Linked DNA regions of Homo sapiens: region 2 is linked to region 1. Evidence: chromatin loops called from intact Hi-C (ENCODE). Cell type or tissue: heart left ventricle. All regions are shown on one strand. Each heading gives the region's core, and the rest is flanking DNA. Links, peaks and the distances in the headings are about the cores only.

The links. Peaks named below come from ENCODE experiments on the same cell type or tissue, not always from the same donor. Only the 100,000 strongest peaks of a DNase experiment are listed, where the experiment ranks them.
Region 2: a loop joins it to region 1, with 2.3 times the contacts of the local background. A loop is called at or near these places in 53 of 110 quality-filtered maps.

What each region holds. Positions count from the first base shown.
Region 1 is chr7:101,597,962-101,606,281 of GRCh38, forward strand. No RefSeq gene overlaps it. Among named protein-coding and RNA genes, the nearest start is that of MYL10, 27 kb to the right of the region's middle. RefSeq lists enhancers at 291-1,219, 1,220-2,147 and a silencer at 4,709-4,768. In heart left ventricle, for the core only: CTCF peaks have their summits at 4,631 (motif pointing right) and 4,838; DNase peaks (open chromatin) are centred at 571 and 4,630; H3K27me3 peaks cover 626 bases.
Region 2 is chr7:102,240,741-102,249,060 of GRCh38, forward strand. CUX1 (cut like homeobox 1) reads left to right here. Exons shown (of 24, transcript NM_181552.4): 24 at 7,672-8,320. The coding sequence ends at 8,302. LOC124901711 (a long non-coding RNA gene) reads right to left here and starts at 6,632. Exons shown (of 3, transcript XR_007060458.1): 1 at 6,551-6,632; 2 at 2,036-2,164. In heart left ventricle, for the core only: no CTCF peak of the experiment used is centred there; no DNase peak of the experiment used is centred there.

The sequences.
Region 1 (8,320 bases), core at 196-8,195:
CCTGCCCATCTTCCTCCACTAGGGCTCAGCTTGACAACCCTTCCTCATGCAGCCTACCACCTCTAAGCCTGCATTCCCTCCCTTCTCTATGCTCTGAAGTTCTGTATACAGGACTTGCCTCTAAGATCCCACTGGCCAGGTCGTAACGTTGAGACCCAACCACTCATTCTGCTCCCTGGGCTGGGTGCACCTCGTGGGTAGTCATTGGCCTTATTTATCTCTGGGCCCCCCGGGAAGGCATGAGAGCCAAGCTGCTGAATACAGGGGCCCTGCAGCTTGTACTGAGCATTTGAGTACCAGACACTTCTAGGATTTCACGATGGAAGACCCTATGATACGGCATCTCCTTCCCATGCCCCACTATCAGGGACAAGGGGTGCAGAGACAACGGGGCCTCCCAGCTGGAGGGACTGTTCAGGGCCAGCTCTGAGCTGCCTCCCACCCTCGCCTAGCCTCTGGCAGGGCCTCTGGCCAGGCAGGAACGGCCAACAGAGTCACCTCCTGCTGACAAGCCTGGCGCTGACAGCCAGGATCTGGGAGAACAAGAAGTCCATTCAAGGCGCAGGGCCGGGCGGGCCCACTTTCAGGTGTATGATCTCACCTCTCGGAAACTGGCAAGCCGCCGGAGGGCCTCGTCAAGGCTTTGATGACCCTGTGCTGAGGACGCAAATCCTAGGCCTGGCCGACACCCTGCTCCAAGGACCAATGACTGAGGCCAGAGAGGGTCCCAGATGGAGCCTGGGTAGGGGTGAAACTGCACAGGCGGACGGGCAGAGCGTCCACCCTGGAGAAGAGACCCAGGCCCAACCAGGCCCCAGAGCCTGCACGAGCACCTGGAGTGGCAGGGACAGCCCAGCCCCCTCCTGCCCCACTTCCTGGGAAGCAGCAGCTTGTGTGTTCTGGTCGGTCGGCTTTGGCAAAGCTGACTGGTGACGTCAGGCAGGCACCCCCTCTCATCCAGATCCTGGGCCCCCCACACACTGGGCCCAGCTGGGGGATGGAGCTAAAGGAACTTTGCTCCCAGCTCATCTTGTTTCTGGGCTTTGTTGCCCAGTGGCCACTGGCACCCTGGTGGAAGGGACCAGCCAGGGGGAGTAGTAGGCCCCATCTCAGCTGGAATCTCCCAGGGTAACTGGGCCTGCAGCTTGCTGGAGTCCGTACTTTTCTGTGAGCTCACAGGGCAGATCCCAGAAGCCAAAACTGACCCAGAGGGAATGGAACTCAGATGGTCAAGAAACCACTGCCCTCTGCCCTCTTGGCATGTGACCTTAGTTCCACCCATAGAGACCAGATGGCAGTCTCTGGCTTTTCCAAGGACCCGCGGGGCAGGAATGCAAGACAGAGCACACACTGGCCTCTCACTGTGACCAGCAGTGGCCTCTGTCGTCACCTCTGTGGACGGCAACACGGGCCTTCCATCCATTCCCCAAAAGGAAGGCAAAGCCACAGCACCCATGCAGGGGCCGAAGCCTCACGGGAGGTTCCCCATGCCTTCGAAATGACTACTCTGCTCTGGCCGGAGGACCCGGGTCCTGCCACCTGACCTGAGAGCCTCTCTCAGCTCAGGTCCTGCCTCCTGATCACTCGCTGAGCTTGGCCTCCCAACAACTGTGATGACAACAGGCTGTCTACTGCCTCTCGGAGCTCCTCCTGCCCTGGCGGGCCTGGCTCATTGGTGCCCTGGATGGCTCCCCATCTCCCAGCAACCGGGACTTCTCCCTCCTCCAGGCCCCCGGGACTCTGCCTAGCCCATGCCCTGGGATGTTTATGGATGTGTCCACTGCCCAGCTTCTCAAGAACAGAGGCTGGGTGTGAGCCCACACCGATTCCTAGTGCTTAGCATAAGCCTGGTCCAAGGAGGCACCCACTGGTGGTTTGCAAAGTGAAGTCTCTGGTAATTGAAAGGGCAGTGTGACCACATCCTTGGAGTGGAAAGATGACAGGCTTCGAGAGCAGACAGCCGTGGGCAGTTGTGGCCCTTGGACAAGTATCTTAGCTTATCTGAGCCTCAGTTTCCTCATCTGCAGAATGGGAATATTAGCACCTATTCCCCTACAAAATAGCACAGCAACACAAGGCTAAAGAGAGGTGTTTGTTGTTTTTGTTTTTGTTTTGAGATGAAGCCTCACTCTGTTGCCCAGGCTGGAGTGCAGTGGTGCAATCTCAGCTCACTGCAACCTCTGCCTCCCAGGTTCAAGTGATTCTCCTGCCTCAGCCTCACGAGTAGCTAGGACTACAGGTGTCTGCCACCGTGCCTTGCTAATTTTTGTATTTTTAGTAGAGATGGGGTTTCACTGTGTTGGCCAGGCTGGTCTTGAACTCCTGACCTCAAGTGATCCGCCCACCTCAGCTTCCCAAAGTGCTGGGATTACAGCGTGAGCCACCATGCCCGGCCCTAAGGCTGGAGAGAGATTTTAGAGAGACCAACCGCGTGAAGCCCCGTCTACCAGATCCAGCACAGGCGCTCAAAAAAATCAGTCCCTGCTCCAGCTCTGGGCTTCTCTGTCACTGGCCTTCTGTGCCCAGTCCCCCGGAAACTGATCTGAGCTGGGGTGTGAGCCTTCACAGCAGCGTGTAGGGAAAGTGCTGGGCCAGGGTCCTCCGCCCTGACTTTTGGGCTCATCCTGCCACTTCCTGCCTATGTGTGCAAACGAGAGCTGCCTTTTCTCTCTGAATCCCAGCTTTCTCAACTGTAAAATGGGTACTCCAGCCTGCCTGGCCCACCTCACAGTGGAGGTCCAGGTGCTGTGTAGACTGTTGAGGGCCATGTGTCAGGTGGCCCAGGCCACCCAGGGACTGGGCAACCTCACTGGCAGGTGGGCATAGGGACGGCTCTTGTCCAGGAGGGCCTGCCTGGATGGTGAGCCAGTGAGAGTCCTCAGTCCCCAGCCAGGACTGCTCTGGGCCCAGCCTGGCCGGAGATCCCATCCCAAAGGCAATGACCATGCTTCAGCCTCTCGAGTAGCTGGGATTACAGGCACACAATCATACCCAGCTAATTTTTTTAGTAGAGACGGGGTTTCACCATGTTGGCCAGGCTGGTCTTGGACTACAGACCTCAAGTGATCCGCGTGCCTCCGCCTCCCAAAGTGCTGGGATTACAGGCGTGAGCCGCTGCATCTGGCCAGGCCTCCAGCTTTTATGGGAGACTCACGTCTGCCCGCTTGATGGAAGTTCTGGGCAGGGCAGGAGGGAGAAGAACCAGTATTTACCAGAATGGATGAGGGCATTCCAGGAGGGGCCTTTCGCTGAATGGAGGCAGTGTGGAAAAGGGGCAGGTGGGACCCAGACGGTGCAGGAGCCTGAGGCTGTCCCTCCAGGCTGTCCCAGGGATCCAGAGCCTCATCGAGGCCCCATCCTTGGCTCTTCTACCGCCCCTATCCATGGAAGCCAGGAATCTTGTTGCCCCACTTTGGGAGTCAAACTTCACAGCTTTGTCTGTCTCCAAGCCTCCCACTGGAGGTGCTTGGAGGCCTCAAACCTGCAGCCTTGAATCACCCAATGCCCTGATGGGCTGGGCTGCAGAGAGGGAGGGAAAGGTTATGGGAGTGCTGGCAGTGGAAATGGCTGGAGGTATAATGTCATTCCATTTGCAGACCAGGAAACAAAGGATGGCAGAGGGGACCACACAGCCAGGCAGTGACAGGTGGGGACAGAAAGGGACACCCCCCTGCCACCCATTGTCCTGGGGGTGCTGCCCAGGTTCCTGAGTGAGTGGTTGGGTCAGGTCACCTAAAGAACACTTGGAAGCCCGCGAGGAGAGGAAACCCACTTTGAACAAATGTGGAGAAAGGCGTGGATCAGAGTCTAACAGCTGAGGTCCCCGATGACTGTGTCCCGCTCCATTTAGGGCCCGGGACACACAACCCTCCTTGGTCCCCTCCCGTGGACATGGGACCAGGACCAAGGTCTCTTCCCCCTGAATATCCCGCCCTCCCCAGCCTCCTGCCAACTGCCTGCCTTCCAGTGCCCCCGAGGACACAGGACTGAGGCTGGATAGAGGATTGCTTCGTGGACCTTTGCTGGGGACATGTGGACAGGCAGGGGCCACCAACTCAGAGCGAAGACGTCACAGATGTGTGAAAACACTGAAGATGGGGACACAGAGGCACCGAGCGTTAGGTGGCTGGAGTCACTGGATCACAGCGTCTGGAGCCAAGGGTTTCCACTGTTCCCAGGTGTAATTCCTCCCCGCAGCCGTGCAAGGCGGGTGCCCCAGCTGTACTCACTTGGCTGCTCTGTAGGTCGCACAGTCAGTAAGCGGCAGAGCTGGGACAGGCCAGGCAGGTAGGCGTCTTGACTCGGTGCCTTACCCTCTCTGGCCTCAGTCTTCTCATCTGTCAAATGGTATAATAATAGGATGTACTCCTCAGGGTTGCTGGGAGGGTTACACACGTTAGTGCACACTGCCTGGGGCTCGGTGACTGTTCTCTAAGTGTTTGCTGCTATTTTTTTTTACTTAAGGAAACTTAACATCGAATAGGTTAAGCAGCCGGGGCTTGAATTTAGTCTTCTCTGCACCAAAGTTGCGCTGTGGACTCTTGTGCCGACTGTGATCTAGAGATTCCCAAGCCCCAGAGGCTTTGGGGAAGGCGGAGCCAGGAGAGGCTGCTCAGCTGTCAGTAGATGGCGCTGTGGAGCCACAAGGGCCGCCCTCGCTGCAAAAGCCCGTTGACGCACCAGGCTGTGCACAGACTGGGGTCTCCCCGCCCTGGGCCAGGCCCTGCACCAGATATGGCCCCAGGAGAGGGGGTGCCGCTAACCCTGTTTCCCTGATGAGGGATATGAAGGCTCAGAGAGGTTGAACCACTAGCCTTGAGGTCACACAGCTATAAGGGGCAGGGCTGGGGCTCCCCACCCCAGATGCCTCACTGAGCTCTCCAGCCCCACCCCCATCCCACCCCTCACCCTGGCCCTCAAGAGGCCACAGTGACTCCCTGGCGCTTGATGGGAGCCAGGCGCGTCCCTCCTTCCCCCATGGCTGGACATTCCAATGAAGCTGAAGCCACCAGCTTTGAAGTGAGAGCTAAACCCGGATTAGGGCGGCTCCAGGCTGGCCTCTCCTTCCCAGCCCCATTGCCAGGCCCACGCTCACCAACCACGTCAGGCCAGAGTCCTGGCGGCACAAAGGGGTCTGGGGCCTAGAGGAGGCAGGACCTGCCCCGCACAACACAGTCCCTCTCATAGTCTGTTAAGAAGCCTCGGGGGCCCCCACGACCTGCTACTAGCCTGAAACCCCACGTCACGCGGGTGCCAGCACAGAAGCTCCCACGGGGCTGGGAGGCTGTGTGTCCGTCTGTCTGTGAGCAGCCACACTTCCCTGGCCTCACCCTGCCTGTTTGGGTTCCAGGATCAAGCCTCTTTATTCAAGGAGATTTGGACTCAAGACTGGAAGATGACACTGGTATAGTGAAGCTACACCAGTTCTGGAACCCGTGTTCCAGAAGGTTCTGGAACATCCACCTTCAAATTAATCTCTCACAGCCTCTTCTTCAGAATTCAGCTCTTCCCAGACTTCACTTTTTTTTTTAATTTTATTTTATTTTACAGAGTCTCGCTCTGTCGCCTAGGCTGGAGTGCAGTGGTACAATCTTGGCTCACTGCAACCTCCACCACCAGGGTTCAAGTGATTCTCCTGCCTCAGCCTCCCAGGTAGCTGTGATTACAGGCATGAGCCACCATGCCCAGCCTTATTTTATTATTATCTTTTTGAGACGGAGTCTCACTCTACCGCCCAGGCTGGAGTACACTGGTGCAATCTCTGCTCACCGCAACCTCTGCCCCCCGCTGGGTTCAAGTGATTCTCCCACCTCAGTCTTCCCAGTAGCTGGGATTACAGGCATGTGCCACCATGCCCGGCTAATTTTTATATTTTTAGTAGAGACGGGGTTTCACCATGTTGGCCAGGCTGGTCTTGAACTCCTGACCTCAGGTAATTCACTCACCTCGGCCTCCCAGAGTGCTGAGATTCCAGGCGTGAGCCACCGCGCCTGGCCTTTTCCCAGACTTCAGTGATTCTCATTTCACCTTCATGACTTTTTTTTTTGTAGCTAAATATTGTTTACATTTATCTTTTTCCTTAAATCGACTCCTATACATATGTTTATTTTAAAGAAAGCTTTTATAAAAAAGAAACCTTGCTATCAAAAATGAAAAGCTAGTCCCCTGTGCCACATACAGACAACATGCATAAAAATGCATGCCATGGCTGGGAGCAGTGGGTCATGCCTATAATCCCAGCACTTTCGGAAGCTGAGGTGGGTGGATCACGAGGTCAGGAGTTCGAGACCAGCCTGGCCAACATAGTGAAACCCTGTCTCTACTAAAAATACAAAAATCAGCCAGGCGTGGTGGCAGGTGCCTGTAATCCTAGCTACTCAGGAGGCTGAGGCAGAAGAATTGCTTGAACCCAGGAGGCAGAGGTTGCAGTGAGCCGAGATCATGCCACTGCACTCCAGCCTGGGTGACAATGCAAGACTCCGTCTCAAAAAAAAAAAAAAAAAATGCATACCATGAAAACGGAACAATGCCGTTCAATTCTGGCTGGCTGCCGGGGCCTAGGGAAGGCTCTCAGCCTGGTGTCTGCTCCCTTGCTAAAGAGGGCAGTAGGCTGGTCAGAGACCTGTCTGCACCAAATCCAGCATCTCTCCTTGATGCAACCAGGAGAGAACATTGTGGAAGGAGACTCCCTTTCAGCATCTTTCATTTGGAGACTGGTCATCATCTCCTCTTTGTCTGCATTTCTGCCACCCATTCTTCAAGTTATCACCTCCTCCAGGAAGCCCTCCAGGCTGAAAAGGGCATCCCCACTGTGCTTCTTCAGCTCCACAGGCATTTCCTGACTTGGCATTTGTCATCCTGGTTTAATAAATCACATTTCTGGTTATGTCACTCCCAATGGAGTGAAAGTGTCCCTTTTTTATTCCTTAGAGACAGGGTCTTGCCCTGTCACCCAGGCTAGAGTGCAGTGGGACAATCATAGCTCACTGCAGCCTCCAATTCCTGGGCTCAGTCAATACTCTTGCCTCAGTCTCCCAAGTAGCTGGGACCCCAGGCACACAGTACTACACCCAGCTTTTTTTTTTTTTTTTTCAGAGATGGGGTCTCACTATGTTGCCCAGGCTGGTCTCAAACCCCTGGCCTCAAGCAGTCCTCCTGCCTCAGCCTCCCAAAGTGCTGGGATTACACACGTGAGCCACCACACCCAGCAAGGGCCAAACCTTTACCATGGCCCACACAGTTGTGGGCCACTCTCTTCCATCCACCACAGCCTGTCCTCTGGCTGTCTACCTCTCTGTCACCTTGAGTCCTTCTTGCATCATGATGTCCTCACTGGTCATGGCGTTGGCCTTCTCCTGGATATAAGCTCAGTGTGGTCTGGTGAGGTGTTTCTGTCCACCCTCGGATCCCCAGGCCTAGCCTGCTTGAAGGAGGAGAGCAGCCTGGAAACTTGGCATCGTCACTGTCTCCATTTTCCAAATGGAGAAGCTGAGTCCCAGTGAGGTTGGTGACTTTCCCAGGGACACCCATCTAGCCGTGGCAGACCTGGATGCAAACCCAGGCCTCCGGGGCCAGCAGGGATCCACCCTCCCCTAAACTCCCTCCCTCTCAGGGCTCTACTTCACCTTGATCAAGCGAGACCTTGTGTTTGAGAGAGACAGGAAGAGAAAAACAGACACGGACAGACCCCTGGGATCCCCGGAGGCCCAAGCCAACCCCCAGTCAGACTGAAATCCTTAGCCCAGCCCGGGCCTCAGCTCACAGCAGGCATAGAGTACAATTTTCCATCCAGACTCTAGCTATGGGGGCACCCCCTCGGAACCTCACCGCATGCCTTCACCAGCCCCTGAGGCCTGAAATTCCATGAGGACATTTCATTGCCCTGAAGTGTGGTGTCCCAGGCTAAAGACACCATCAGCCCCTAGTCCCCACTTCCACCCCAGCCATGTCCTGGCTGTGAAAAAGGTGCAGCCGCTCCCAGGGTTGCCAGAAAAACAGAGTGATGGTGGAAGCCGGTGCCAGGCAGGGTCCCTCCACCAGCCACGCTGTCCCGGGAGGGGCCCCACCCTTCTGCGATCAGCAGAGGATCCCTGGGAGAGTCGCCGCCCCTCCAGCTCCAAGCCCCTGGGGTCCGTCCTGGAAAGACCTTCAAAGGACTTGGCCATTCTTGAGTGAGCGCCAGGACGGAATCTGCTCCCAGAGTCAATTTAAGCAGCCACACGGGTGGAAGGAATTTGCTGTTTCTCTTAACAGCGACCCCCTCATGATTTATGCGGGGGCCACTGTCCGAAGGCCCCCGGCTGATGGCTCCTGAGCGGAA
Region 2 (8,320 bases), core at 180-8,179, 640 kb after region 1:
AAGTATTTCACCGAGTTATATCACTTAATCCTCACAGCTCACAAATGTATATGAGATACCTTATTCTTGTCATTCCTTTTTTGTTGTTGTTGTTGTTTGAGACGGAGCCTTGCTCTGTCGCCCAGGTTGGAGTGCAGTGGCACGATCTCGGCTCACTGCAGCCTCCTTCTCCCAGGTTCAAGCGACTCTCCTGCCTCAGCCTCCTGAGTGGCTGAGACTACAGGTGTGCACCACCACGCCTGGCTAATTTTTGTATTTTTAGTAGAGACGGGTTTCATCATATTGGCCAGGCTGGTCTCGAACTCCTGACCTCAAGTGATCCGCCTGCCTCGGCCTCCCAAAGTGCTGGGATTACAGGCATGAGCCACCGCACCCAGCCAGTTCTCTTCATTCTACAGATGAAAAATATAGAACTCAGAGGGGCTAAGGAGGTCAGGCCCCAGTGCTGTCTTGGTAGAACAAAGTGCACTGGGATGAAGTGTTTGGAGTAGATGGAGGAAACCCACTGAAGGATCCTGAGTTGCTGATCATAGCTATAACCATACTCTCTGCTGCTAGAAACCAAGAATTCCAGGGCCCTGATGGAGATCCCTAAGCTAGTGCCTTGCCATTGACCATCTCAGGTGCTGCTTCCCATTGTCCCTAGGGCACGATAACATTGGGGTAGGTGCTCCTGGTTCAACCAAGGTCACCCTACGTAGGTCTAGCCGATGGCAGTGGGGCCCTCCCAGCTGTGCACATGACACAGTCATGGGCAGCACAAAGTCACAGTCAGGCTGGAGGGGAAGTTGTGTCTCTCACCGGGCCCTCCCTCCCCCATAAGGTCCACTGGAGTTCCTAAAGGGGCCCAGTAAACCACCCAGGCTCTGAACAAATTGGGAAACTAAAATATTAGGTCAGAGTCCAAATCACACCTTTATTGCCCATAGAGGCAAAGTCACAAGATGCTGCTCATTGTGAGAACTGAGCGCACCTGCTACGTGGACCCTAGACTCAGGCAAACTTCCCCACAATGGCAGCCCTGGCCCCGCACAGGCCTCCCCGTGTTCCAGCTACCTCCCGCAAGGACAAAATCCAGGATTAGCCAGGCGTGGTAACACGCACCTACAGCCCCAGCTACTCAGGAGGCTGAGGTGGGAGGATCACTTGAGGCCAGAAGGCGGAGGTTGCAGTGAGCCGAGATCACACCACTGCACTCCAGTCTGGGTGATAGAGCCAGACCCTGTCTCAAAAAAAGAAAGTCCAGGAGCTGCACAGCCAGTTTCTTCATTCCAAATTTAGCAATCAGATCAAAACAGAGGCAGAGGGAGGCCAGCAGTTAGAACAGTGGAGGTCCCTCTACTTGGAAGGAAACTTCAACAGTAATGAAGCAGAATGAAGGAAATGAACGGAAACGTGGACAGGGGTTTCCTGAAGCTTCTCTTTGCCAGGTGCCATGCTATCCCATTTCCACTTTCTTTCTTTCTTTTTTTTTTTTTTTTTTTTTTCTGAGACAGAGCCTTGCTCTGTCACCCAGGCTGGAGTACAGCAGCACGATCTCGGCTCACTGCAACCTCTGCCTCCTAGGTTCAAGCTTCTCCTGCCTCAGCCTCCTGAGTAGCTGAAATTATAGGCACCCACCACCATGCCCGGCTAATTTTTTGTATTTCTAGTAGAGACTGGGTTTCACCATGTTGGCCAGACTGGTCTCAAACTCTTGACCTCAAGTGATCCACCCACCTCGGCCTCCCAAAGTTCTGGGATTACAGGCGTGAGCCACCACGCCTAGATGCCATCTCTACTTTCTAGCCACAGAGATGCGTGCACTTTGAAGTCTCCTGCAATTCACATCCATTTTAGGGCATGTGTGATAACGCTTTCTATAATATAGACACATGCAAAGCCCTAGGTTACCATCTGGGCATAGATGCTACCAATTATACAAAACAGTTCCAAAAGTATGTTCCCTGGCCCTGCTGGAGCCACGTTTGTTTCCCAAGTCCCCCAACAGGCCTCAGCTGCATGGCAGTCACTGCCCCCTGGCCAGGGTACACACCCTCGGGTTTCTCAGTTTGCTGCTTGTCTTGCTGGTCTTCTGACAGTCATACCCGTCACACTGTAGTCTGCGGTCATTGTGGGGATGCCTCTTTTGTGCATTTTAGCACTAGCAAATTCAGTGGTACACCTGTGGCAAAGATAGAGAAGGGGAGAGAAGAAGAATACCAGTAGGACCTCAAAACTTAGTAAGTAAAATTTAGTAATCACAGGTCTGGGCTGGGTGTGGTAGCTTATGCCCGTAATCCTAGCACTTTGGGAGGCCAAGGCGGGTGGATCACTTGAGGCCAGGAGTTCGAGACCAGCCTGGCCAACATGATGAAACCCCGTCTCTACTAAAAATACAAAAATTAGCCAGGTGTGGTGGGGTGCGCCTGTAATCCCAGCTGCTCAGGAGGCTGAGGCAAGAGAATCGCCTGAACCTGTGAGGTGGAGGTTGCAGTGAGCCATGATCATACCACTGCACTCCAGTCTGGGTGACACAGCGAGACTCTGTCTCAAAAAAATAAATGAATCCCAGGTCTGAATCCAGAGTAGACACTCAACAAATGCTTCCTTTCAAAAATAACTCCACAACAAAGCAGGCTGGGCTGAGTCAAATATGGGATCCAAGAGATGAGTTTGAGCTGCAGAGATCTGGAAAAATATCATGGAAGAGGTATGAAATGAGCAGGCTCTTGAAAGGAGGATTGGAGTAGAGAAGAATTTTATAAGCAACGAAACAGGTGGAAGGAGAAACGAGGGGCCGAGCACAGTGGCTCATGCCTGGAACTCCACCACATTGGGAGGCTGAAGCAGGAGGATGGTTTGAGGCCAGGAGTTTGAGACCAGCCTCAGTGAGACCCTGTCTCTACAGAAAATAATAATAATAATAATAATAATAATAATAATAATAATAATAATAAAATAAATGAAGGAGAAGTGAGCATTCAAAATTAGCATGAAGTCGCTTGTCTAAGATCACCCAGCAGGGGCGGGCTTGGTGGTTCACGCCTATAATCCCAGCACTTTGGAAGGCCAAGGCGGGCAGATCATCTGAGGTCAGGAGTTCGAGACCAGCCTGGCCAACATGGTGAAACCCTGCCTCTACTAAAAATACAAAATTAGCCCGGTGTGGTGGCACATGCCTGTAATCCCAGCTACTCTAGAGGCTGAGGCAGGAGAATCTCTTGAACTCCGGAGGCGGAGGTTGCAGTGAGCCGAGATCACGCCATTGCACTCCAGCCTGGGCAACAGAGCAAAACTCCGTCTCAAAAAAATAAAAATAAAAATAAAAAAAGACCACTCACCCAGCAGGCCAAGGGCAGAGGGCAGAGCAGAGATGCAGACTGAGTTTCTTCTCCAACACTTTGGTTCTTTCACTAAATGCTTTGTACAGACCAACCTGCCGTTATACCCGACAGAGCTTCCCGACACTGGATGTGTTAAATCCCTAACCAAGAACGTAGTTTTTTACGTTCTTTTCTCAGGGGTTAAACAGGAAAAGTAGATTTTCTTTTCTCCTGTCCCACTGGAACCCTCAGGGAGTAACACTTGGTGTCAATTTTTGCCCCCTCAAAAAAAAAACCGAGCTTTATTTCCTCTTATCCTTTCACTTTAAGGGAATTAGAAATATCTCTGGCTAAAGGCAATTAAAAATATCTCAGGCTGGGCCGGGCACGGCCTGTAATCCCAGCATTTGGGGAGGCCAAGGTGGGAGGATTGCTTGAGCCCAGGAGTTTGAGACCAGACTGGGCAACATAGTGAGACCACGTCTACAAAAAATAGAAAAACAGGCGGGCGTGGTGGTGCATGCCTGTGATCCCAGCTACTCAGGAGGCTGAGGTGGGAGAATCACTTGAGGAGGTTGAGGCTGCAGTGAGCTGTGATCATGCCATTGCACTCCAGCCTGGGGAACAGAGCAAGACCCTGTCCCCCAGCAAAAAAAAACATATCTCAGGCTGACCATTTACCCAGGATTGATGACGAGATTGCCAGAACAACATGCCACAGGACACTGCTCTCCCCTGGAAAAACAGGTCCACCCAGTTAGGAACTCAGATTCTGAACCCTCGCAGCCACGGCATTCTGCGAGCCTTGTGTGACTTCCCTAAAAACCACAACTGCTCCTGGAAGCTCATCTTTCTAGGCCAGAAGACAGTATTCCTTAGAAATATGGAGACAAATCTAGGCTAAAAAGGATGATGTCTCACATCTGTGGAGCACAAAGCATGTGCCAGGCACTGAGCCAAAAAGGTTTTTGTTTGTTTGTTTGTTTTCTGATTTTGGTTTTGGTTTTGGTTTTTTGAGAAAGGGTCTCGCTCTGTCGCCGAGGCTGGAGTGCAGTGGCAAAATCTCAGCTCACCGCAGCCTTGAACTCCCAGGCTCAGCCAATCCTTCCATCTGAGCCTCAGGAGTAGCTGGGGCTTCAGGTGCATGCCACCACACCTGGCTAATTTTTTGTATTTTTCTGTAGAGATGGGGTTTTGCTATTTTGCCCAGGCTGGTCTCTAACTCCTGAGCTCAAGTGATCTCCCACCCAGGCCTCCCAAAGCCCTGGGATTATAGGCATGAGTCCCTGCACCCGGCCTGAGCAGACAGTTTTATAGATATATCATCTTATTAGTCCCTCCATCAGCACCCAAGTGCAGTGCTGCTGGCCCCATTTTACAGGCAAAGTCTGCACACAGGGGCCAAGCTCATGAGCATGGAAACACAAGCCCCATGCCTAACGGTGTCCGCTCCCCACCCCAGCCTTAGGGCTTATCACAGCACACAAACAGCGGCTGGATAGGGGGAAGGGTGACCCCTTTTTGAATGGCTACTTTGGGTCCTACATCATACATTTAATACCTTATTTAATCTTAATAACTTCTCTGCAAGGAAGATACCATTCTCCACATTTTTCAGACAAGAAATAAGAAAACTGAAGTTGTAGCCAGGCGTGGTGGCTCACCCCTGTAATCCCAGCACTTTGGGAGGCCAAGGCAGGTGGATCACCTGAGGTCAGGAGTTCAAGACCAGCCTGGCCAACATGGTGAAACCCCGTCTCTATTAAAATACAAAAAATTAGCCAGTTGTCGTGGCACGTACCTGTAGTCCCAGCTATTTGGGAGGCTGAGGCAGGAGAATCATTTGAACCCAAGAGGCAGAGGTTGCAGTGAGCTGAGATCGCACCACTGCACTCCAGCCTGGGCGTCAGAGTGAGACTCCCTTCTCAAAAAAAAAAAAAAATGAAAAATGAAATTTTCTTATTTCTCACAGAATGCTATGGCTATGAGGTTAAATAACTTCTCCAAGTTGCACAGCTAGTAAGCACCTTAGCCAGATATCCAACCCAAGTGTGCCTGCTTCCAAAAAGCCTGTACTCTGGTTTTGGGTCGGGCTGGGACCAAACCTTCACTACCCATATAGCCTCCCGCCTCCCCAACCAGAATAGGTGGGGTGGAGAGTTTCACCCCAACTAGCAGTCTCACTGCCAAGGAACTTGAAAGCCATAGCGCCCAGGAACCTGTTCACAGAAGCCACCATTTCCTGGGCTCCCAAGGTAGCCCCAGGGAAGGGGGAAAGACTTACACACCTTGGAACTTCTGGGGGGCTTCTCAGAACCTTTCCTTTCTGAACCAGAGCTCACAAATCTTTCAGGACAAGGTTCAGAGCTCACTGCACGCAGGAATCAAATAACTCCATAGCAGATTCACAACCCCCTGCACCCCACCAGAGTTCAATACCCTGGGCTAAGCTACAGTAGGATCTTCCCCAGGGGAGTCCCCACAGTCAGCACAGGACCCGGCGCAGAGTAGGAGCCCAGAAAACCTTTGTTTTTTTTTTCCCTTGAGACAGGATCTTGCTCTGTCGCCCAGGCTGGAGTGCAGTGGCAGTCTTGGCTCACTGTAACCTCCACCTCCCAGGTTCAAGAGATTCTCCTGCCTCAGCCTCCTGAGTTGCTGGGATTACAGGTACCTGCCACCACGCCTGGCTAATTTTTGTATTTTTAGTAGAGACAAGGTTCCACCATGTTGGCCGGGCTGGTCTCGAACGCCGGGCCTCAAGCCATCTGCCCGCCTCAGCCTCCCAAAGTGCTGGGATTGCAGGCGTGAGCTACCATGCCCAGCCTCAGAAAGCCTTATTGGCCGGGCTTGGTGGCTTATACCTGTAGTATCAACACTTTGGGAGGCCAAGGCAGCAGAATCACTTCAGCCCAGGAGGTCAAGTTTGCAGTAAACTATGATCTTGCCCCTGCACTCCAGCCTAAGCAACATCATGAGATCCTGTCTCTACAATATTTTAAAAATTTAGGCATGGTGGTATACACCTGTGGTCCTAGCTACTCAGGAGGCTGAGGCAGGAGGATCACCTGAGCCTGGGAGGTGGAGGTTGCAGGGAGCTATGATCACACCACTGCATTTCAGCCTGAGTGACAGAGCAAGACACTGCCTCTAAGTAAAATAAGGAAAGGAAAAAAAAAAAAAGAAAGAAAAAATACAGAATTTGGTGGAATTCCACCCTACCCTGGACCACAAGCCCCCAACCTGACCTTCTGTGGCTCAGAGATTAAAATTGTCACTTTGGCCACTATCCAATAATTGGTCCTCTCTCCTGAAGTCCTGATGGATGCAGCGGTTATCAGGCAGTTTCACTGATGAACTCACCCAGCCTTCGTTACTGCACACCAGGCGCCAGTGCAAGGCCTGGGTGTACAAAGAATAAATAGGACCTTGCCTTTCTCAGTCTAGTTGGAGCGGGATGGGATGGGATGGAGGAAACGTGTCACTCGATAAGAACCCTGGCCAGAAGTGGTGGCTCATGCCTGTAATCCCAGCACTTGGGGAGGCCCAGGCAGGAAGATTGCTTGAGCCCAGGAGCTCAAGACTAGCCTGGGCAACATGGCAAGACTCCATCTCTTTAAAAAATTTAAAAATTAGCAAGCATAGTGACACAGTTGTGGTCCTAGCTACTCAGGAGGCTCAGATGGGAGGATCACTCAAGCCCAGTAGTTGGAGGCTGCAGTGAGCTGTGATGGCACCACTGCACTCCAGTCTGGGTGACAGAACAAGGCCTTGTTTCCAAAAGGTTTTTGAAAAATAAAATAAGTGGCCGGACGCAGTGGCTCACACCTGTAATCCCAGCACTTTTGGAGGCCAAGGCAGATAGCTCATGTGAGGTCCGGAGTTTGAGACCAGCCTGGCCAACATGGTGAAACCCCATCTCTTCTAAAAATGCAAAAATTAGCTGGATGTGGTAGTGGGTGACTGTAATCCCAGGTACTCTGGAGGCTGAGGCAGGAGAATCGCTTGAACCCAGGAGGCAGAGGTTGCAGTCTGCGGAGATTGAGCCACTGCACTCCACCTGGGCAGCAACAGGGAAATTCTGTCTCAAAAAATAAAAATTAAAATAAGTGCCCGCGGCAATTTGTTGCAGTGGAGAATAGGGGAGTGGTGTCCCAGCCCTGGGATGGCTCCTGGCCAGGCCCGGAGGGGTGGGTGGTGACTCTGGAGAGGGGCTGCCCCGTGGCCCGAGGGTCGCTGGAGGGGCACGGAGGGGCCTCCAGGCTGGACGGAGCAGGAGCCCCAGAGAGAGGGGTCTGGCTGGGGTAGCACCAGAGGCCCTTTCCCCAGCAGCACCCCCCTCACGTCCCCGCCGCTTGTTGTCTTGTAGGTCTCGGATCCGCAGAGAACTGTTCATTGAGGAAATTCAGGCCGGGAGTCAGGGCCAGGCGGGCGCCAGCGACTCACCCTCGGCCCGCAGCGGCCGGGCGGCGCCCAGCTCGGAGGGCGACAGCTGCGACGGCGTGGAGGCCACTGAGGGCCCAGGCAGCGCCGACACCGAGGAGCCCAAGTCTCAGGGAGAGGCCGAGCGGGAGGAGGTGCCGCGGCCGGCGGAGCAGACGGAGCCGCCGCCCTCGGGGACCCCGGGCCCGGACGACGCCCGCGACGACGACCACGAGGGAGGCCCCGTGGAAGGCCCGGGGCCCCTGCCCAGCCCCGCCTCCGCGACCGCCACCGCCGCGCCCGCGGCCCCCGAGGACGCCGCTACCTCAGCCGCCGCCGCGCCGGGGGAGGGCCCCGCGGCCCCGAGCTCCGCGCCGCCGCCCAGCAACAGCAGCAGCAGCAGCGCCCCCCGCAGGCCCAGCTCGCTGCAGAGCCTTTTCGGCCTCCCCGAGGCCGCGGGCGCCCGGGACTCGCGCGACAACCCCCTGCGCAAGAAGAAGGCCGCGAACTTGAACAGCATCATCCACCGCCTGGAGAAGGCCGCCAGCCGGGAGGAACCTATCGAATGGGAGTTCTGAGGGGCCGCGGCCCTGGGG